Regions from separate parts of the Homo sapiens genome. Here regions 1, 3 and 4 are each linked to region 2. A link is an interaction called in ENCODE POLR2A ChIA-PET data of the cell type or tissue named here. Cell type or tissue: GM12878. All regions are shown on one strand. Links, peaks and the distances in the headings refer to the core of each region. The heading gives the core; the rest is flanking DNA. Region 1 overlaps PXYLP1 (2-phosphoxylose phosphatase 1). Region 2 overlaps ZBTB38 (zinc finger and BTB domain containing 38). Region 3 has its middle 22 kb from the start of ZBTB38. Region 4 overlaps RASA2 (RAS p21 protein activator 2).

What was found. Peaks named below come from ENCODE experiments on the same cell type or tissue, not always from the same donor. Only the 100,000 strongest peaks of a DNase experiment are listed, where the experiment ranks them.
Region 1: POLR2A ChIA-PET joins it to region 2 with 5 read pairs; 7 of 35 experiments call an interaction of 5 or more read pairs at or near these places.
Region 3: POLR2A ChIA-PET joins it to region 2 with 6 read pairs; 6 of 35 experiments call an interaction of 5 or more read pairs at or near these places.
Region 4: POLR2A ChIA-PET joins it to region 2 with 6 read pairs; 7 of 35 experiments call an interaction of 5 or more read pairs at or near these places.

Annotation. Positions count from the first base shown.
Region 1 is chr3:141,236,308-141,241,631 of GRCh38, forward strand. The region is part of intron 1 of PXYLP1 (2-phosphoxylose phosphatase 1); the gene reads left to right. Among named protein-coding and RNA genes, the nearest start is that of PXYLP1, 7.1 kb to the left of the region's middle. In GM12878, for the core only: no CTCF peak of the experiment used is centred there; no DNase peak of the experiment used is centred there; H3K27me3 peaks cover 47 bases.
Region 2 is chr3:141,439,222-141,444,545 of GRCh38, forward strand. ZBTB38 (zinc finger and BTB domain containing 38) reads left to right here. Exons shown (of 6, transcript NM_001376113.1): 6 at 3,168-5,324. The coding sequence starts at 3,168. Among named protein-coding and RNA genes, the nearest start is that of RASA2, 45 kb to the right of the region's middle. In GM12878, for the core only: a CTCF peak has its summit at 2,343; a DNase peak (open chromatin) is centred at 2,370; H3K4me3 peaks cover 572 bases; H3K27ac peaks cover 2,233 bases.
Region 3 is chr3:141,344,040-141,349,363 of GRCh38, forward strand. It overlaps a transcript of ZBTB38 not described here. Among named protein-coding and RNA genes, the nearest start is that of ZBTB38, 22 kb to the right of the region's middle. In GM12878, for the core only: no CTCF peak of the experiment used is centred there; no DNase peak of the experiment used is centred there.
Region 4 is chr3:141,566,513-141,571,836 of GRCh38, forward strand. RASA2 (RAS p21 protein activator 2) reads left to right here. Exons shown (of 24, transcript NM_006506.5): 10 at 4,400-4,556; 11 at 4,894-5,042. Among named protein-coding and RNA genes, the nearest start is that of RASA2-IT1, 44 kb to the left of the region's middle. In GM12878, for the core only: no CTCF peak of the experiment used is centred there; no DNase peak of the experiment used is centred there.

The DNA.
Region 1 (5,324 bases), core at 196-5,195, 200 kb before region 2:
TTATGCCCCTGGGTGTGACCAGCTTCCTCAGAAAGAGCTGTAATCAATAGCATATTGATTAAAAAGCATATTAAGATGAAAATTATTGCACCTGGTTTTGATGCCCCCACTCTCTCCCCTTTCCTCCTCCACTTCTGTTTGTGGTTACAGCCATCATTTACATTAAAGTTACAAATCATTTTGAATACTATTTGTCCCACCCCTCAGTTATTCAGAGACATGTGTCTTTTCAACCAACAAAACCACAGCTTGCTTTCCTAAGCTTACCTCATTCTTGGATCTAACACCAACCTTCAGGCCTTCAGAGATCCAGCAGTATCATTTTGAGCTTTTAACCGTAAAATAAAATGAAGCTCTTACTTGCTGTTTGTTCTCTGCAGACATAGGAGAATCTAGTTAGAATTAAACATTTACTGTCTTGTTAAGGCTTTATGCTTCTAAAATGAAAGTGGCAGTTGGATTACCGTAAAGTTAGTAAAGTTGTAGAACAAATTTTTGGAAGCTCAGAAATAATAATGGAGGGACTTACAGAAATAAACTATTAAGCTTAAATCTTAAAACATAGATATAAATATGAACTATCTTGAAAGTATAGAAAATTTGGCAAGTATAGATTAATAAGTATATAATATTTTATGCAAGTTATATTAATTATTAGGATCATGCATTATGTTTATACAGTACCTTACTATATAAAAAAGCAACTTTGTCCATATCTCATTTGATTCAATAAGCCTGCGATCTGCTTAGAGATGGGGAGATGGGACCTTGGGATGGTTAAAAGGCTTCCTCTAGAATTCAGATCTCATAAGCAGAGAAATACTATGTAAACCTGGATATCCCTGCCCACGTTGCTTGATAACCAAATGTGGTTACATAGTTTTTTGAAAATTGTAGGTGGTCCTATTCTTAGGGATAAAAATAGGCATTGGTTTTCTCTAAAACTTTCTGCAAGTCAAACAAACAAACAAAAACTCTGTATGTAGCACCCAGAAACCTGAAAGGACTTCTCAAGGTTTGTAGATGTCAGAGGTTCTCTGTTGATGACTTCCTAATACTAGAGTACCTGAGTTGGTTGTGTATTCAGCACAGTGCAGTGATTGAGTGTGTACATTCAGAGGCCAAACTGACTTTAAACCCTGGCTCTACCATTACTAGCAATGTACCCTTGAACAAGTTACTTCTCTGTGCCAGTTTCCTTATTTGTAAAATTTGGGTGGTGATAATAATACCTACTTCATGGTACTGTTGTGAAACTGAAATATAATAATACATGATGAGGGCTTAGAAAAGCACCTACCACATGGTACATGCTTTAAAAATGTTAGCTGCTATTCCTATTCATTTGTTTCTTAAAATTACCTTTTAGGCGCCAACTGACTGCACTGAGATGATGGATACAGGATAATAGTCTCTGTCCTCATGGAACAGAGGACATTATATTTCAGTTTGTGGTGAAGGACATGAATGGCGGTGCAGATCGATTTCCAGGCACTTGCTCACTTACAGCCATGAGAGGCTGTGAAGGGGCTGACCATGGGGTGGTGACCTTGCCAGCTCTTTGAAACAGGCACTCATTTTGACTCATCTGTGTCTGACACATGCTGGTTGTTTTAACTGTCACTCTTGGCCACAGGTTGTTAGTGGGAAGCATGATAAGAGATCCTAGATCTGTTTAGTCACCTGGTTTTGCCAACACTATTTTTGGTCCTGGTTGACAGAATGCTGCCCTGGCTACTATTTTGGACTGGACTGGCTCTTCAGCAGCCCCAGAAACCTTTGGTACTATCAGAGACCCAGTTCTCTGAGCAAGAAATGGCACAGCTGCTCCTGAGAGCAGGTAGGGGACTAGCCAGAGGCAGGAAGCCAGAACACTGCATTTCCTGTGTCTGCCGTAGCTAGAAACTTCTTGACCCAAAGAAACTATGTTGACGGGCATGGGTTTCCTAACTGGTGCTGGAAAGAGAGGACCTTCCTCCTCAGACCTCGCTTTGCTTGCTCTGTGCGTCCTACAGAGAGGCTCCAGCATGGCAGCCTGCCCGACTAGCACCTGCCATCACGGAGCTGGCACGGCCTCCAGCAATGGGCTGTCGACCAGAAAATCCTTCTGTGATTGCTGCTTCAGGAACTCGAGTGCTTCTCTGCCTCGTTTGAGCGTGATTAGCCCAGCTTGTACTCAACATACACTGGAATACTTCATACCGATAAGTCAGCAGTCAGACTGGAAAACCAGTCATCAGTTATCTTAGTGGCAACCAGCTTATTTTTATTTACTTTAAACTATGGTTGACCCTTGAACAACTCAGGGGTTAGGAGCACTGATTCCCCCCACCATGGCCCCCCACAGTTGAAAATCCAAGTATAACTTTTAAATCCCCAATATTGTAACTATACATAGCCTACTGTTAGCCAGAAGCCTTACTGATAATGCAGTCAGTTAACACATATTTTGTATGTTGTATGTATTATATGCTGTATTCTCACAATAAGCTAGAGAAATGAAAATGTTATTAAGAAAATCATAAGGAAGAGAAAACATTTCCTATTCGTTAAGTGGAAGTGGATCATCATAAAGGTTTTATCCTCATTGTCTTCACATTGAGTAGGCTGAGAAGGAGGAAGAGGAGGGGTTGGTCTTGCTGTCTCAGGGGTGGCAGAGGCGGAAGAGAACCTACGTGTAAGTCGACCTGCTCAGTTCAAATCCGTGTTGTTCAAGGGTAGACCTATGTCCTGGAAATTTTAAATGAAGTTTTGTCTTAAAAAAAAAAAAAAAACCTTGCCCCACACTTGTAAAACAAAGAAACAGCAAATAATGCCAACCTTTTGTATGTAGGGAGAATTAAGGTAAAAGGGGGAAAACCCTTTCTCTGTTTTACAAATGGCTCCCCAGGTGCTCTGACTTCTCTGGTCATGATCATCTCTTGATTTCCCAGACTGGAACCTCTTTTGTCGCCAGTGTGTCTGTCTCCGTTGCAGTCCCTAATGGAAACACAGACCTGAAAAATCAAAGCTTGGGCATTTATGGTCGAAGGTCATGGCATGGATGGTTGATTTTTTTTGGCTCTGTCTTCAAAGTGAAAAATCACTGTCTTCTTTGAGAAAGAAAGTATATTTTGGGAGGTGGCTAACGTCAGCAGGCAGGAAGATCTAAGCAAGCCTGTCTCATCCTCGGTTCACATAATTTCTAGCATTGCTAAGTTAGCAGCATATGATTTTTTTTCTCTTGTGCATCTTGCTCTAATGACTGCTGATTATCTTGAAACAGCTGCATTAATTGATGGTGTTTAACGACTCTACTTACACTAAGTAATTGCAGTTGGCTTGGCTGAGGATCCCGAGTTCTTTTTACTTGCTTTTTAGCTTGAGAAGTGTTTATTTACTCTGTGTGCCAAATGCCCGAAGGGGAGTTGGGAATGCCTCACCTCAGTGCCAGCCCACTGCCCAATGCTCACACTCTCCTGGGACATCATCATGTGCCACCACAGCATCCATTCCCTGTGTATTCTGATTGTCTGCTCATGGGCCTCTCTTCCAGCTTGATAGGGAGCCCCTAGAAAGCAGGGACCATACCCAGCTCATCTGTAAAGCTTTGGCCTTTAGCACAAGGACTGGCATGAAACAGGCCTCAATAAAAGTTGGGTGAATGAATGATGAGTGGTTGCAAAGCATATCAGTTATGAATGTGTCTGGCTGAAAGTAGCAGAAAGCCCTGGCTTAGTGGCTTAAGTAAATAGGGGTTTGTTTATCTTATGTAACAAAATGCGTGAAGATAGGTGATTGCTGGTGTTGGTTTCAGCAGCTGACATCTGTCTGTACTGACACTTGTGTTACTCTCTTGGCCTTTCCTTCATGATGGCAAAAAACACCAGCAAACCAGATGTCCCCTGACATTTCATGGCCAGAACTGTATCACATGGGTTGCCCCCAGTTAAACGGGCCATGTGAGTGTGTAGTGGGGCACACTGAGGAAGGCTCACTGCTTAAACAAAGTATGTTTAATGGTTCAAATATGGTAGGCATTCACTTTTTGCTCACACACAGTCCAAAATGGCTGTTTCTGCTTGGGGCTTTCCTCCAAGAGGATATTCAGGGACTCAGGCTCTCAAGGCTGCCATGCTCCTTTGCCTCACTCAGCTGAAGAGGAAGGAACATGGAGGATGGTGTGTGGGAGGATTTTGTGGGCCAGGCTCAGAGGTGCTGAACTACTGGCCCTGACATTCCACTGGCCAGGGCTCAGTCGTGTGAGCATACCTTCCAAGGGGAGGAAATGTGGTCCAGCCACATGCCCAGGAGGGAAAGGAGATGGGTATCACAATTAGCTGGCAGTCTCTGCTACACTGTCTGCCCCCTCCTCCCCCCAAAAATCAGGATTCTCTTAACAAGAAAGAATGAGTGGATATTGAGGGGCTAGTGGGGGTGTTTTCTTTAGAAGGAAATGCTGTGCTAAGAAGGCTCCAGCCAAAAGTCGTCTTCATCCCCAGGAGATCATCTGTTCTGAATCCCTGCTTCTGTTCCTACCTTTGGGAACTGGGCCAGATGACTCAGTAGGACAGTGGGAGGCCCTCATTATCCCCCTGTCTTGACACAGGACATGTTCTTAACAGCTTTGTGGGAATGTGTCCTAGTTGATTCACATCAGCAGTTGGAGGTTACCCCAGAGGAAGTGGTCTTTAGTCCCCCAAGGCCAGAGGAACCTATGAGAGCTCCCTGTTTTCAAGTGCCCCTGCCCACTCAACCTTCCAAAGCTTCTCTTCCTCTCCAGCCCCCACCCCAACCCACATCTGGAGGGGAGGAGAGGACACAACAAAGAGTAACCTGATTCCCCTCTAATTCATTAAAAAGTGTTTTCCCACTACTTCCTGCTAGTTTTCCTCAGTAATAATTGATGAGTGGTATATTGATATACTGGGCTGTAGTGCTTTATTCTTGTTTAGTTTGTCGTAGGTTTCTGTGATGGGGCTATTCCGTCCGCAGCATTCTTCCTGGTGCTCACCCTTCCTTTTTCCCACCCTCCCTCCCTTCCCCTACACACCTGTTGAGCACCTGCTGCTTGCTCTGCTGTCTCTCCACCCAGCCCTGGGGAAGGTGGGCAAGGAAGCTGACATGAGTCTGTCGTGTTGATGAGTAGAGTGGGAGGGGTAGGCTCTGAGGGCTGTGGTTGCCCAGTATTGGAAGATGTCACCCAGCCTTGGGGTCAGGGAAGGCTTCCAGGGGAAGGTGGTGCTTAAGCTGAGTTTAAGGATAAGCAGGAGTTAACCAGGTCAAGAAGACATCTGGGCCAAGAGAGTGGAATGGGCACAGACATTGAGTTATGAAAAGGGGGA
Region 2 (5,324 bases), core at 173-5,172:
TAACTCTAGCACCCAAGTACTGTGTCTGACCATATTAACATATTTGCTGGATAAAGTTGTTAAAAGGTGTGTCAAGAAGGCAAATCAAGGTGCTACTTATTAACTATGATTTTTAAAGGCTTTCTGACACACAAAGGTAGATATCCCCGCTGAAAAATGTCATGCTTGGATTTTGCAAAGTTATGACAATATTTTAATGACATATATAATGATATTTATTGTATATGTTGTTCTGTTAAGTATGACTACAATATTATTCCATGTTAAGAGTTGGCCTTTTGCTAACCATCCTAGTTGAACAATCTGAGAGAAGAATCAGAACCCCACAGAAGTGGTTGGGGCTTTGTATATTATAAATCTGAGTCAGGACACCCTAGAGTGTTCATTAGCCTGATTTGAAATGCCGTATTCCGCAAATGGAAGCAGAGCCTAAAGGGAGGTTCAGGATGCTGTGAAGCAGAATGTTTTGGAAGAAGCAGTAGTTTTGAACTGGAAAGACAAAATAGATGATGTCAGCATAGACCTAAGCCACCTTTTTGAATCATATAGCATGTGTTTTGTCAGATCTGAAGCTATCTAGTCAGGCTGATAAAGAATTAAAATAACATGTGGGCTTCCAAGAAGCCAAACATGATAAAAATATATGAGTCAGGGGAGAAAGGAGATCCTACAGGGGCCCAGAGCCGAGAGACTTGAAAGAAGGCAAAAGAAACATCAGCAAAGTATGCTATTGATCTGTGACCCAGTGAAGGACAGACTCCTTCACTCCGGGGTCACCCTTTCTCCCTTCAGGGGCAAAGAGGAAGTCATAAGATTCCATTTCATTTCATTCTAGTTTTATTTGTAGAAATAATCCCCCATACTTCTAGAAAAGATTCATGGAAGATTACAGTTAAAGGCAGGGTAAACAAGAGCAGAAGAACTAATGTTAAATAAAGAAAATGAAACAATAGGCACACCAGAAACCCAGGCCAAGAATAGCTACAACAATTGATGATAAAAGTTAGTTCTGAGCTTCTTTGTCTTGAGAATTAAAACAGAAACATGGTGAATATAGTGTTCTCATTATCTGAATTGAAGAATTTGTTAGTAGAAAGGTACTTTTTTCCTATGACTGGATACAATAAAAGAATTTATCAAATGGATCCTTGTATAAAGGACACTAAATAACATAATAGTCACAGCTTATAATAGCAGCTTTACAAAAAGGTAGAGAGGTTCTTTGTGTGGCCATCTGGTCCATCCAACTAAATAAATGCCATGAGCTAAATGTTATACTTTACTGCTAGGAAAACATTGCCACTGAGAGTTAAAGAAGTATCATCAAACTGTAAGGCTTTCTGGAGACGTCTCTTAATACAGAATAGCACAGAGAGACTGGATGAATCTCTGGTTAGTATGTTCTGTAGACCAGAGGGTTTTTTTGTGTGTGTGTTTTGTTTGTTTGTTTTGCTTTACTTTTAACTGCATGTGGTGATCTATTACTGGGTAGTGAAATTAGTGAGTTGCTGTAAGCATTCTTTAAAAGAAAAGGCTGGGTGCAGTGGCTCACACCTGTAATCCCAGCACTTTGGGAGGCTGAGGCGGGCAGATCACGAGGTCAAGAGATCGAGACCATCCTGGCCAACATGGTGAAACCCCGTCTCTACTAAAAATACAAAAATTAGCTGGGCGTGGTGGCATGCACCTGTAGTCCCAGCTACTCGGGAGGCTGAGGCAGGAGAGTCGCTTGAACCCTGGAGCCGGAAGTTGCAGTGAGCTGAGATCATGCCATTGCACTCCAGCCTGGTGACAGAGCGAGACTCAATCTCAAAAAAAAAAAAAAAAAAGAAAAGAAAAAGAAAGAAAAGAAAAATACTAGAGCAGAACAGAATGCATCACACCTAGTAAGGGTGAGTGTTAATTTCATTTGTGTCTTAGGTCACTATGTACTGTGTATCTCTTACTGTGGGAAGTATGAAAGCTGCTACTTTTCACTGCCCCTCACTATAATATCAGTTAGTAAGCTTTAGCACACCAGACTCATGGAATAGGACTTATATAGAGAATATAGAAAATACAGAGAAGAATGGAGATGGGATCCTCAGACCAGAACAAGAGCCACTGTGCCTTGAAGTTGTGCTAATTCAGGAATCTATGACTAGATTCATTCTTGTCCGTTCTTGTCAAAGGACTTAGAAATGTCCTTTCCTGGTTTTACATTTTGTCTCCTTTTTAGTTGCCTTCAGTACCTGACAGTTCTTTTTGAAAACCCTAGTCTACTTTGTCTCTACTAAAGGGGAAACTAGAAAAGGAACCTGATGAGTCACCATAGGGCCAATAGCGCAGAGAGGCGGGGGTGCCCCTGGTGGTCAGACTTGGTTACACACCCTGCAACTCTAGAGATTGACCCTTATGAGCCACAAATTAGGAAGGGCTCCTTCAGTTCTTGCTTCTTCTCTGAGTGGGCAATAGCTTTGCATATAGGTACCACTTAAGGAAAATTCATTTAAAAAAATAGCCTGGGCAACATAGCGAAACCCTGTCTCTACCAACAATACAAAAATTAGCCGGGCGTGGTGGCTCTCACCTGTGGTCCCAGCTATTCAGGAAGCTGAGGTGAGAGAATCGCTTGAGCCGGGGAAGTGGAGGTTGCAGTGAGCGGAGACCACACCACTGCACTCCAGCCTGGGCAACAGAGCGAGACTTTGTCTCAAAAAAAAAAAAATCATTTTCCTGCTTCATGGTTGTGACTGGATCATCAGATTTCTCTTTGAAAATAGGCAGGAAGCTTCTGGCAGGACCATGGCATTGCCCAGCTCTAGTAGTTCAAAGCAGCAGCCTTGAATGATGATGAGACCCTTAACATTTCAGAAAAAAAAAAAAAACCTCCTCCCCTCCCAAATTTGGACATGTATATATAGCTCCAACTTTGGAGAAAAGGGGAAGGAGTTCTGGGAGGATTTCCAATGATAACAACTATTAGCAATGGTATGAGAAACAGGCTGGGGCAAGAAAAAGATTTAGCTTCTAATGTTGACTCTTGAGTCTCGGGAGCATCAACAGAATGAGATAAAAACCTGAAGTTTCATACAAAAGAACAGTTTTTCACAGAAGTGGAAAATAGTCTAGAGATAAAGAAGCCACCTGTGGAAGATTATCTGACCATTTCTCTCCTCTTGTTTCAGATGACAGTCATGTCCCTTTCCAGGGACCTCAAGGACGACTTTCACAGTGACACGGTACTCTCCATCTTAAATGAGCAGCGCATTCGGGGCATTTTATGCGATGTCACTATCATTGTGGAAGATACCAAATTTAAAGCCCATAGCAATGTTCTGGCAGCTTCAAGCCTGTATTTTAAAAATATCTTTTGGAGCCATACAATCTGTATTTCCAGCCACGTCCTGGAGCTGGACGATCTCAAAGCTGAAGTGTTTACTGAAATACTTAATTATATCTACAGTTCCACAGTCGTTGTCAAGAGACAGGAAACAGTCACTGATCTCGCAGCTGCAGGAAAAAAGCTGGGAATATCGTTCTTGGAAGACCTTACTGATCGCAACTTCTCAAATTCCCCGGGTCCCTATGTATTCTGTATTACTGAAAAGGGAGTGGTTAAAGAAGAAAAAAATGAAAAAAGGCATGAAGAACCAGCCATCACTAATGGGCCAAGGATCACAAATGCATTTTCCATCATCGAAACAGAAAATAGTAATAACATGTTTTCCCCGCTGGACTTGAGGGCAAGTTTCAAAAAGGTCTCCGACTCCATGAGAACAGCTAGCCTTTGCCTGGAGAGGACGGACGTCTGCCACGAGGCAGAGCCTGTCCGCACACTTGCCGAGCACTCATACGCTGTTTCTTCCGTAGCTGAAGCTTACAGAAGTCAGCCTGTACGTGAACATGATGGCAGTTCACCTGGTAACACAGGGAAAGAAAATTGTGAAGCCCTTGCAGCGAAACCGAAAACATGCCGGAAGCCAAAGACATTCTCCATACCACAGGATTCGGATTCAGCCACAGAAAATATACCACCCCCTCCAGTATCCAACTTAGAGGTTAATCAAGAAAGAAGTCCACAACCAGCTGCTGTTCTCACTCGTTCAAAATCTCCAAACAATGAAGGAGATGTCCATTTTTCCAGGGAAGATGAAAATCAATCTTCTGATGTTCCCGGGCCGCCAGCCGCAGAGGTTCCACCTCTGGTGTACAATTGTAGCTGCTGTTCCAAAGCCTTTGACAGCAGCACTCTGCTCAGTGCCCACATGCAGCTTCACAAGCCAACCCAGGAGCCTTTAGTGTGCAAGTATTGCAACAAACAATTCACCACCCTGAACAGGTTGGATCGGCATGAACAGATCTGCATGAGGTCAAGCCACATGCCCATTCCTGGAGGAAACCAACGCTTTTTAGAAAACTATCCTACCATTGGACAAAATGGAGGTTCATTCACAGGTCCAGAACCTTTATTATCTGAAAATAGGATTGGTGAATTTTCCAGTACCGGAAGTACTTTGCCAGACACGGACCACATGGTTAAATTTGTTAATGGGCAAATGCTCTACAGTTGCGTTGTGTGCAAACGTAGTTATGTGACCTTATCTAGCCTCCGAAGACATGCAAATGTTCACTCCTGGAGAAGAACATATCCTTGCCATTACTGCAACAAAGTATTTGCATTGGCTGAGTACAGGACAAGGCATGAAATTTGGCATACGGGAGAAAGACGATATCAGTGCATTTTCTGTCTTGAAACTTTCATGACCTACTATATACTCAAAAATCATCAGAAGTCTTTCCATGCCATCGATCATAGACTTTCCATCAGTAAAAAAACAGCAAATGGAGGCTTGAAGCCTAGTGTCTATCCGTATAAACTTTATAGGCTACTGCCTATGAAATGCAAGAGAGCCCCTTATAAGAGCTACCGAAATTCTTCCTATGAAAATGCACGAGAAAACAGTCAAATGAATGAGTCTGCACCTGGTACCTATGTTGTTCAGAATCCACACAGCTCTGAATTACCAACGCTGAATTTCCAAGATACTGTAAACACCCTGACCAACAGTCCAGCCATCCCATTGGAAACATCTGCATGTCAGGACATACCCACTTCTGCCAATGTACAAAATGCAGAGGGTACCAAATGGGGAGAGGAGGCATTGAAAATGGATCTTGACAATAACTTTTATTCAACTGAGGTGTCAGTTTCTTCCACTGAAAATGCTGTCAGTTCTGACCTCCGGGCAGGGGATGTACCTGTTTTATCTTTGAGTAATAGCAGTGAGAATGCCGCCTCTGTGATCAGCTACAGTGGCTCTGCACCCTCGGTCATTGTACAC
Region 3 (5,324 bases), core at 93-5,092, 95 kb before region 2:
TTAGGAACCCAGGTGTACTTTGTATTCTAGTAACAGCAGGACAGGAGACCTCCAACTGTGGTCCACTTTGGCTATGTTTTAGTTGGCTGCTGTTTTCTGTTGCTGCTGTAGTAAGTCACCGAAAACTTGGTGGCTTAACACACACAGTTATCTTACAGTTCCATAGGTCAGAAGTCCATCATGGGTCCCACTGGGCTAAAATCAAAGTGTCTACAGCTCTGTGTTTCCTTCTGGAGGCTTAGGGGAGAATCCCTTTCCCTACCCTTCCCAGCTTCTAGAGACGGTCCTGATTCCTTGGCTCATGGCTTCCTTCCTCCATCTTCTTCTTCTATTTATTTATTTATTTTGAGACATGGTCTTGCTCTGTCACCCAGATTGGAGTGCAGTGGAACAATCACAACTCACTACAGCCTCAACCTCCAAGGCTGAAATGATCCTCTTGCCTCAGCCTCCTGAATAACTGGGACCACAGGCACATGCCACCACACCTGGCTAATTTTTTGTTTTTATTTTTTGTAGATGTGGGGTCTCACTGTGTTTCCCAGGCTGATCTCAAACTCCTGGGCTCAAGTGATCCTCCTGCCTTGGCCTCCAAAAGTGCTGAGATTACAGGCTTGAGCCACTGCACCCAGCTCTTCCATCTTCAAAGCCAGCATTGTGCATTTCTCTGACCTTTCTTCATAGTCATGTCTCTCTCTCACTAACTACAATTGGGAAAGGTCCTCTGCTTTTAAGGACTCAAGATTATATTATGCTTATTCAGATCTTGCAGGATAATTTCCCCACCTCAAGGTCCATAATCTTAATCACATCTGCAAAGCCTCTCTTGCCATGGAAGGTAACATATTCACATGATCTTGGAATTAGGACCTGGACATCTTTGGGGGTCCATTATTCTGTCTATCACAGCTGCTATTGCAAGAAGTCCTGCTGTTAATCCTAGGGAAGAAATTAAGGAAATTCTCATCTTCCTGAGAGGGGAGGCAGGCCTATGGTATTTCCAGACACTTCTTGTCATCTAGAGATCTAAGCTTAACTGTATATTGCTAAGAGTCATCAACCTCTCTCACACGAACTACCAAGAACTTTTGCAAAAGAAGCTGGAGAAGACTTTGTGTTGGGATAAGTTGGAAAAATGGGGCACCCACTCCAGATAGATGTATGGCTTAGGAAGAAGCTCTAGTGGTTTCTGTGGGAAAGGGAGGCACAGTGTTCCCAGATGGCAGAACTTTTTTTTTTTTTAATGGCTTTGGGAGGGTTGGTAAAGGTCAGTCCTGTGACACAGATATGGAGGAGCAACCACAGGGCTACCCTTGGCTATGGCTGCAAGGGCCTGGACAGCTGATGTTGGACTACATGCTGGGAACAGGTGAGCTCTGGCCCATGGTGGTGTATACATGGGGGCATGAAGAAATGAGGGCTTCTGCTCGGCCTGCAGCTCATTCTCTCCTAGACTTTTCTTTTCTCAACCCATCTATTTGCATGTGAGATTCATAGTGCTTCTGCTAATTCAACTTTGACCCTATTTTATGTAAACTAATTATCCTGGCCTTACTATGCAAGGACAGTATTCTCCCATCTCTTTCCTGGGTTCCATCTCTTAGCTTCCCTGTGTTGGCATATTACTTCTCCCTGAGCTCAGAAAGGCTGCTTATGGTTGTGGTGCATGGGTGTGTGTGTGGGTGTGTCTTGGGGTGGGAGGTGGGAGGCTGGTAGTGCTTAACCTACGATAGGTTCCAATGCTAGTTTCCTTCCCATCCCTCCCTTGCCCATTCTAACAGCTTAGTTTTCCCCCAGGCCCTCACCCACCAAATCATTGTGACAACTGAAGACACCCCCATGGATTTCCCAAAGACCTCCCGGGGGACAAGGCCACCCCCACTGAGAATGTCTGCTCAGAAGGGTATGAGTGGAAGGCAATGTCTGTTCCCGGCAGGGCTTCGGGGGCAGTTTCTGGCTTACAGAGGCTGAAGAAATTTCCTGGAATAATACCTACTGGGCTCCACTGCTCTAAATAGTGGCTGTGATTTCTTACCAGTTAAAGCAATCACCTCTCTCTGAAGCTCCTGTTGTTTAACCTTTGGCCATGATATATCCAAGGTGGGGCTCACCTCAGAGAGTCTCCACCCTGGCTGCACGTTGAAATCACAGGGTACCTTTAAAAAATACTGATACCCAGGTGTCACCCCAGACAGTCTGATTAAACAGGCCTGGTCCTCTAGCTATTTTAACACTCCTGGTGATTAGCCAGAGCTGATAACCTGTTATTAGGGGATTTTCTCTGTGAATAACCTTGACGCTGGAGTGAGGAAGGGCTTAGCAGCATTGAAATAAACGCTTCCCATTGGCTGGAGAAATTTCCTCGTGAGCCACTCCTCCTTTAATTTATCCCACCCTTTCTCCTTTCCTCCCTTCTACCCATTTTTGTTATAATTATTTAGAATTAATCATACAGTTCCCTTTCATTCATCCAAGCTATTACTCTGTTGCAACAAAGGTCAGGATGAAAAGGGCAGCGCGGTTGGCAGCTCCATATTTTTACTTCCTCTTGGTGTAAAGTTTTACTGAATAAAGGGAGTGCTACAGTGAGACGCTCAGACGAGGGGTAAATAGGAAATGAGCCAGTGCCCAGCTGGGCTCAGCCTGGTCCACTCCACATTGCCAGCCATCAGACTTTCTAGAAAACACAGGCTGAAGGCACCCCTGCTGCCTCTCAAACTCTCCGAGGTTTTTTGTTTTGTTTTGTGTGTGTGTGTGTGTGTGTGTGTGTGTGTGTGGTGCAATGCTCACACATGAAGAAGGCCAAACCTCAAGCTTTCTTCACGTACCTGTACATTTCAGTCTCTGAAAGAAAGCACTGTCTACTACGAATGTTTTATTCTGCCATCTGCCTGGTGGAAATTACTGAGGGAAACAGCTGGTTCAGCACTTCCGCCACTAGCTTTTATAAAGGAAGAACCAAAGAACTGTTCCTCATCAGTTGTGAAGCCTAGGTTTCAGAATGCACTGCTTTTATATTCTCATGAAAATTACCAAAGCATATTCAAGTTAGTTGTCACTGTTTCAAACGCCACACAGTTGATGAGTTACATATGCGTGGGCTGCATGGCATTTCTGCAGTCATGGGAATTGTAGTTGTGCATCTTAGACTCTATGCTCCTAGTGTTAGGGTTACAGACAAAATGTGAGTAGAGAAATTGTCTCTACTTTCAAAGGTGGTGGGGTGATGTGCTTCTTGGTTTAAAAAATTAAAAGTATAATTTGTGGCCAGAGGAGCAATAGTTTATGGCTCATTTGAACCTGATCTGAATTCATTAAGACAGTCTTGACTTGACTGGACAAGACATAATTTGATCTGAGTATATATAGAGCCATAGAGGCATGTACACATATATTTCTATAATATATAGTCTCTTAGCATATGTTTAACCTAAGGAAGGACCACGCTGTGTAAAATACATTATACACGGGCCTGTTTGGTTTCAGACTCCTTCCTCACCCTTCACCTACTCTGCTCTTTGTCTTACCAGTGCCCACTTTTGCAAACAGATTTCTCTGGCTGCCAGGTCACCTAGGCTCCGGCTGGGCTCAGCCAATGAGAAACACTGGAAGGCAGGAGGAAGGAAAAGACCAGGGTTTCTCTCCCTAAGCCTCTCAGATGTGGATGGTGCGTCTGACAGTAGCAGAGGCCTGGCTCCAGTTCCTGCCAGAAAGGCTGCCATGGTTGTGGCTGTTCTCAGTGACCCTAGTCCCTGGACATTGGTAACACCATCTCCTCCAATGGTTCCTTCAGTCCAGGATTGGGAGTGACTTCCTGCTGTCACTATTCTTAGCTTCTCAGATTCTCTGTCACCTGTGTAACCAAGTCTCTATATTATATTCCTTCTGTTATAAATACATGTAATGGTTTCTCTTGTTCTGATTAGACCCTGACTGATACATATGTCATGGTTAAAACACATTTTCCTTTAACATAGATTACCCATTAGTAGATTATTTAATTACAGTTGTGGTTGCCAATCTATTATTATTTGTAATTATTTGTTTGAAGGGTAGTTCTTAATCTATTGAAGTTATTTGTATTTGCCCATAACATTTTAAAATGCTTAAATATCATAAATGCTTGTGAATTCCACCATCTTGAGCTTCAAAGGAGTGGCCTAATTTTACTATATATGGTCATATGGTAAATGTAATGGAAATGATAAATCATAAGCCCGTGAATAATTGTTATTCATAATGGAACTGCTACTGTATTTTGTAGAAATAGCCCACATCTATTCTTGAGCTAATATACATGCTGATTTCCAGCAATAGTGCCATGGAGGAATTATCCAGTAGTAGTTACAGTAAAAGAAATGCTCATAATAGCTTTGGAACTTGGAAGTAATTATATCTTCCTCTTTAAGTGATTTATTTTTATCATTACTTGCAGTGTCTTTCCTGAACCTTAGCCTAAAATCCTCTCTCCTGCTGACTGCAAATTTAGATCCTTCCAGGAGGGGAATGCATTAGTAGAATATCGTCAAAGGGCCCTCAACTAAAGCAAGTCAATGTGGCTACCATTTCCTTTCTTCCCTCCTTTTCTCGTCTTACTCAAGCTTAAAGGACTGTACAAGTGTAAGTAAAGCACATAAACGAGCTAGGATTTCAAACATGGAACCTGGCACTGTATCTGTCAAGAGCCAATGAGTATCTGATTCAAGATGGCAGATAAGCACACTTGATTTATCCTCACCAAGACCCCACTAAAATGATAGTAATGGCATTTAAAAAGTGATAATCACCATAGTAATGGTAAAGGGACTCCCGGCAGAGAAGCAATTTTACAGAATTTCTGGAGGGTAAACAGTGGATGGAGAAGTGGAGGTAGAAGAAAGATAAAGGAAGCCAAACCTATATTACAAGAGTAAGGGTGGGGGAGGCTAGAACTGAGGAGGAAATCTTTGCAATGCAAAATCTAAGAGACTAGGCAACTCATAAACATCAGCTGAGAGAGTGATGGGGCTGAAATCACCATGATTCATGAAATACCCCAAAGGAGCACTTAGCCTTTCACCCCACTTGGCAGCCAGACAGGCCCTCCTCTACCTTTTCTCCCTCACTCCACTAAAAATCTGACAGACTTGCTCTTCTCTCTAAAAATGAGGTGGCCCCAAAAATGAAACTCCTGATATCCTGACATTTAGGAATTCCCTAGCTAAATAGCTGAGTCCCTACCAAGTAATTATAATGCAAGTAATAGAAGCAGCAAATAGTTATAAAACACTGCAATTAGTACATTATATATTAATTCATTTAATATTCACAACTCTAGGAAGAAA
Region 4 (5,324 bases), core at 176-5,175, 130 kb after region 2:
CTAATCTATGGACCTTATTTGGATTCGAACAAACTGTAGAAAAACATTTATGATAAGTTTGGGGAAATTTGAATACTAAGTGAATAGTGATGACTTTTTAAAATTATATATGAAATTATACCTGGAAATTGCTTTAAAATAATAATGCAGGAACAGGATGGGAGAGTGAGTGAAGGTATGGCTGAAACAAGATCAGTCTTTTATTAAAAAAAAATCAGTGTATGTATTTTTAAATTTTGTTTGGCATTGCCTTTAGATAGAGAATAGAGAAGATGGCAGCTTTTTTCTCATGTTAGTTAGAAACTTCTAATTGCTTTCAAAAAGTGACCCAAGGCTTCAAAACCAAAGCATTCATTCACTCACTCTCTAGTCAATATCCATGGAATGTCTACTACTAAGCCCATGTGCCCTATTCTGACCTATCTACTGAAAATAAAATCGTGGGTTCAAACAGCAATGCTTAAAAAAACTCAAACTGCTTAAAAATATTGCACCTGTGAATCTGTTTTAGTATTTTTAGGGAATTACTTTACTACTGGGCTTTGTAATTTTAAACTTTAGAAAGGCCTTAGCACAGGATTTATAAAACTTGAAAACTATGAGTATAAATAAATAATTCCAGGCCAGGCATGGTGGCTTACACCTGTAATCCCAGCACTTTGGGAGGCTGAGGCGGGTAGATCACCTGAGGTCAGGAGTTCAAGACCAGCCTGGCCAACATAGTGAAACCCTGTCTCTACTAAAAATACAAAAATTAGCCCGGTGTGGTGGCCCGCGCCTGTAGTCCCAGCTACTCGGGAGGCTGAGGCGGGAGAATCGCTTGAACCCGGGAGGCAGAGGTTCAGTGAGCCGAGAGCATGCCATTGCACTCCAGCCTGGGTGACAGAGTGAGACTCTGTCTCAAATAATAATAATAATAATAATTCCAAACATTCTACATTCTTAGATAAAATATGTAATTTATTTCTCAAACAGTATAGGGGAAATATTGACAACATTTAAAATGCATTTTAATGTATTTTAAAACTTTTTAAATGTATTTTTAAAACATTAAAATGCATTCTTAATGTATTTTACATGTATTCACAAAATATAAGAAAATGCAATTCGTGTCATAATTGTGACATGATACCAAAGGAGAAAATCCCTCCCTTTACTGTAGCAAGTGTATACCATAGAGGCAGTGAGTAAGAGAGGAACAGAATAGAGCAGTAACAAGATGAAAATGGAAAGACAAACTCTTCCTCAGTATAAGTAACCAGTGCTATAAATTTGCCGTGCCTAGTACAAATGTTGAACAATTGTATAAACAGAGGTTGAGGATTTTCTGCAAATAATAAAAGAAATATCAGTGCAGATTATTCTGGGAGAAGAATGGCAAAGAAAATCCACAAAAGCATTTTAGCAGGACTTGGGTAACAGAGGACTGAGAGAGAGAATTTCCCAGACCCAAAAAGCAAATAAATAATTTTCCCCAGTCTCTTAGTAAGGAGGGTTGAAATTAAATTCAAAATTTTAATGTTTGCTGTTTATTGCTTTCTGAACACAATTATTTTTAAGTTACTTATGGCCTATTAAGCTGTATAGCATTTTCACTTCACAAGACAGTACAATTATTTTTCATTATATTCATAAATACCTCTCTTAAAGAACTCGAGTCCATTCATTGCATGAATATTATGTACCCGTTAAAAAGAACAAACTGGATCTATGAAAAGTAGTTTCAAAGAGTTAACTAGGAAGTGCTTTCAGGTAAAAAAAACAAGATACAGGAGAGTAGAATATGATAACATTTTTGTAAACTGACTAATAGGCTCAGAACTCATTTATAAATGTGTATATATGCACACATTTTTAAAAATCTATATAAAATTATATAAGCATGAAGAAAATAGAGAAGGGTCCATAGTAGGTAGTTAACAGGTTCCTAAGAGAAGCGGAGGTGCAGAATGGTAGTGTTTTGAAGATAGGAAAAAAGATAAGAGAAAAACAAAGTTAAAAGAGAAAATAAAGAAAACGTTCCTTAAAAAAACAAAAGCATTGATTTGATGACATTGTTTATATATGTATGCATCGTTATCTATTTGTCTATGTGTAGTAAGGATTTTTTAATATTAAATAAAGAAGATTCTGGTTCAAAGAGTGATGAAAATAGTAAGTGGCACTCCACACAGATTCTTTCTTAGTTCTTGAAGTTTGAGCTTCACTACAAAAAGAATCTCCATTCAGTTGCTTTTATCTACCCTACAGCGTTTGTTAATAGCAAATCCAAATTTGTAAATTTAATTTGGAGTTATTTCTGAAAATAAATTTTGTGGGCAATATGATGATAAGCCACAGGAAAAAAAATATGCAGATAAATATTTATAAATAAATTCCTTTAATATATTCTAATTGTGATAGTTTCTGCAGCATAATTTAAAATTATGCTATTTTCAGTGTCCAAATAAGGATGTTATCAGTGTTAGTATTGATCATCTGGCTGCACATAGTAACTTAAAATAATTTTGTTTTAGAATATACTAATAAAAGACATATATAATACAGTTTTTCTGCAGTTTGGTTTCTGGTTATAGTTAAGTAAAGCAAAGATTCACTATTTTATATACAGCACAAGAAAACGCCTTTTTAAAATAATGAATTATTGAAGAATAAGAATACAGTTAAGTTTTTTTCCTGGATGTTTTTAGATATTTTGCTCTAATGGAATAAAGGGGATGAAGTATTTGTAATGGGCATATTATTTTAGATAAATAAATTTTTAAGAGTTTGAACAATTTTTTAACTCCTGGAACTCTTGTGATATCTTGAATGAGTAGCAAACTTTTTTTTTTCCAGTCCTAGAAAGATATATTTTGGCTAAAGCCCAGCAATTCTGAAGTTTTAATGACCAAATTAGTTGAGTTCAATTGTTTTTGCCAACTTAGGCTACTTTAAGAGTAAAAATTGCCTTTCTCTAATCCTGATATAGTCTAGAAAAAAATAGGTATTTACACTAACAACAAATCATAAATTTCAAATTTAGGCAAGCATATTGCTGAGTATCCCCCCAAAAAGGAAATATGAATACTTGATTGTCAATGGTACTTTACAATTTTTATCAGCCTTCATCCAATTTTGTTTTGTTTTGTTTTTTAATTTTAGATTCAGGGGTATAGGTACAGGTTTGTTACATGGGTATATTGTGTAATGCTGAGGTTTAGGCTTATTATCCCTTCACCCAAGTAGCGAACAAAGTACCGGATGGTTTTTTCAATCCCTACCCCCCTATCTCCCTCCCCACTTTTGGAACCCCCAGTGTCTATTGTTACCATCTTTGTGTTTGTGCATACCCAGTGTTCAGCTCCCACTTACAAGTGAGAACATAGGGTATTTGGTTTTCTGTTTCTGCATTAATTCGCATAGGGTAGTGGCCTCCAGCAGCATCCATGTTAGTGCAAAGGACATAATTTTTTTCTTTCTGTGACTGCGAACAAGATTAGTCTTCAGTTGATAATTGTTTAAGCTAGATAATGGGTACATGAGCGTTCAATATTCTCTTTTGTTTGTGTTTTTAAATTCCCATGATAAAAAGCTTTTTTTTTTTTTTTTTAAACTCTTAGATTTCTGGTTTTGGTCCTGCAAATTTCTCTTAAGTTCAAATTTTTGGAAAAAGAATTTACTTTAAAACAAGGTTACTTACGCATTCTGATATGTCTTATCTACTTTTTTTTTTTTGAGACGAAGTCTTGCTCTGTCATCCAGGCAAGCCCAGACTGGAGTACAGTGGCGGGATCTCAGCTCACTGCAACTCCGCCTCCTGAGTTCAAGTGATTCTCCTGCCTCAGCCTCCCAAGCAGCTGGATTACAGGCACCTGCCACCATGCCGGACTGATTTTTGTATTTTTAGTAAAGACAGGGTTTCACCATGGTGGCCAGGCTGGTCTCGAACTCCTGACCTCAAGTGATCTGCCTGCGTCAGCCTCCCAAAGTGCTGAGATTACAGTCATGAGCCACTGCACCCGGACTGTCTTAATTTTCAGCTAAATGCCTCTTTCTTAAATTTAGTTGGTAAAAATTTATTTTTGATAATACATTGGATTTTAAATGTTTACCTTTTATTATCATTTTTTCTAAACCTGCAAGCTAATCAAACTCTTGTTCAACTCCTTTGAGATCTTAATTTCTGTAATATCTATGCTTTTTGTTTCCTGGATAAAAATGTGTTTATAGCTTTGTAATCCAATGTATAACCAATATTAGTTTTCTGAAGATGAGTATCCTGCTACTTATGAAGCTTCCTAACTGTAAATACTAAGTTGACTTTTTTGGTTTAGTTTTTTTATAACTTAACTCTTAACTTGCCTCATTGGCTTGAATGCATTTCCATCACATGGAATCACTTATATTTTTACTTTAGGTACTTGCTACAGCCAAGAGACAATGGAAACAAGTCATCCAAAACTGATGACCTGGGGTCTCTTCGATTAAATATATGTTATACAGAAGACTACGTGCTTCCTTCAGAGTACTATGGTCCTTTGAAAACTTTGCTGCTAAAATCACCAGATGTTCAAGTATGTTAAGAATCTTAAGGATATGATTTAACACGAAACGGCTAAAATAATTCTATAAATGATAAGGAAAAGATTTCAAGAGTATCAAGTCTTATTAAAACAGTAAAAATTATATACATACATATATATACACACACACATTTCTATTTATCTGAACCAGAGTACTATGATTCCTACATGTGCTCCCACAATCATCTCTGATAAAAAATTTCGAAAATTAAATGTCCTGTATAACAGCTTTAGTGACATTATTTCAGTTACTTTTACAGGCTAGTGATTGAACAGTTAATCATGTTTCCTTGATGTTTGTGCTTGTTTTCTACCTTTCTGTATTTAGCCAATATCTGCCTCAGCTGCTTACATTTTGAGTGAAATATGTCGAGATAAAAATGATGCTGTTTTGCCCCTTGTACGACTGCTGCTGCACCATGATAAACTTGTTCCTTTTGCCACTGCTGTGGCTGAATTAGACTTGAAGGATACACAGTAAGAGTTATATTTTATTAAATGTTAATTACATGTTGTTGAAATTGGACCTTAGTTTGACAGATTGATTTTGTAGTCTGAATTTTTTTGTATTGATCAGCCTTACTGTATAGTAGGCTGAAAAGAAGTACTTAACAAATAACAAAAGGCAGTTAAGCTATCAAACAGTATTCACCTACCTTAAGGACAACAATTAATGAAGGATGTTTTTCTTTAACTCAGGAAATTTCATTTGTTACTAATCTGCTTCTTAGTGTAATGGTTCACGTGTCACAAGTTAAA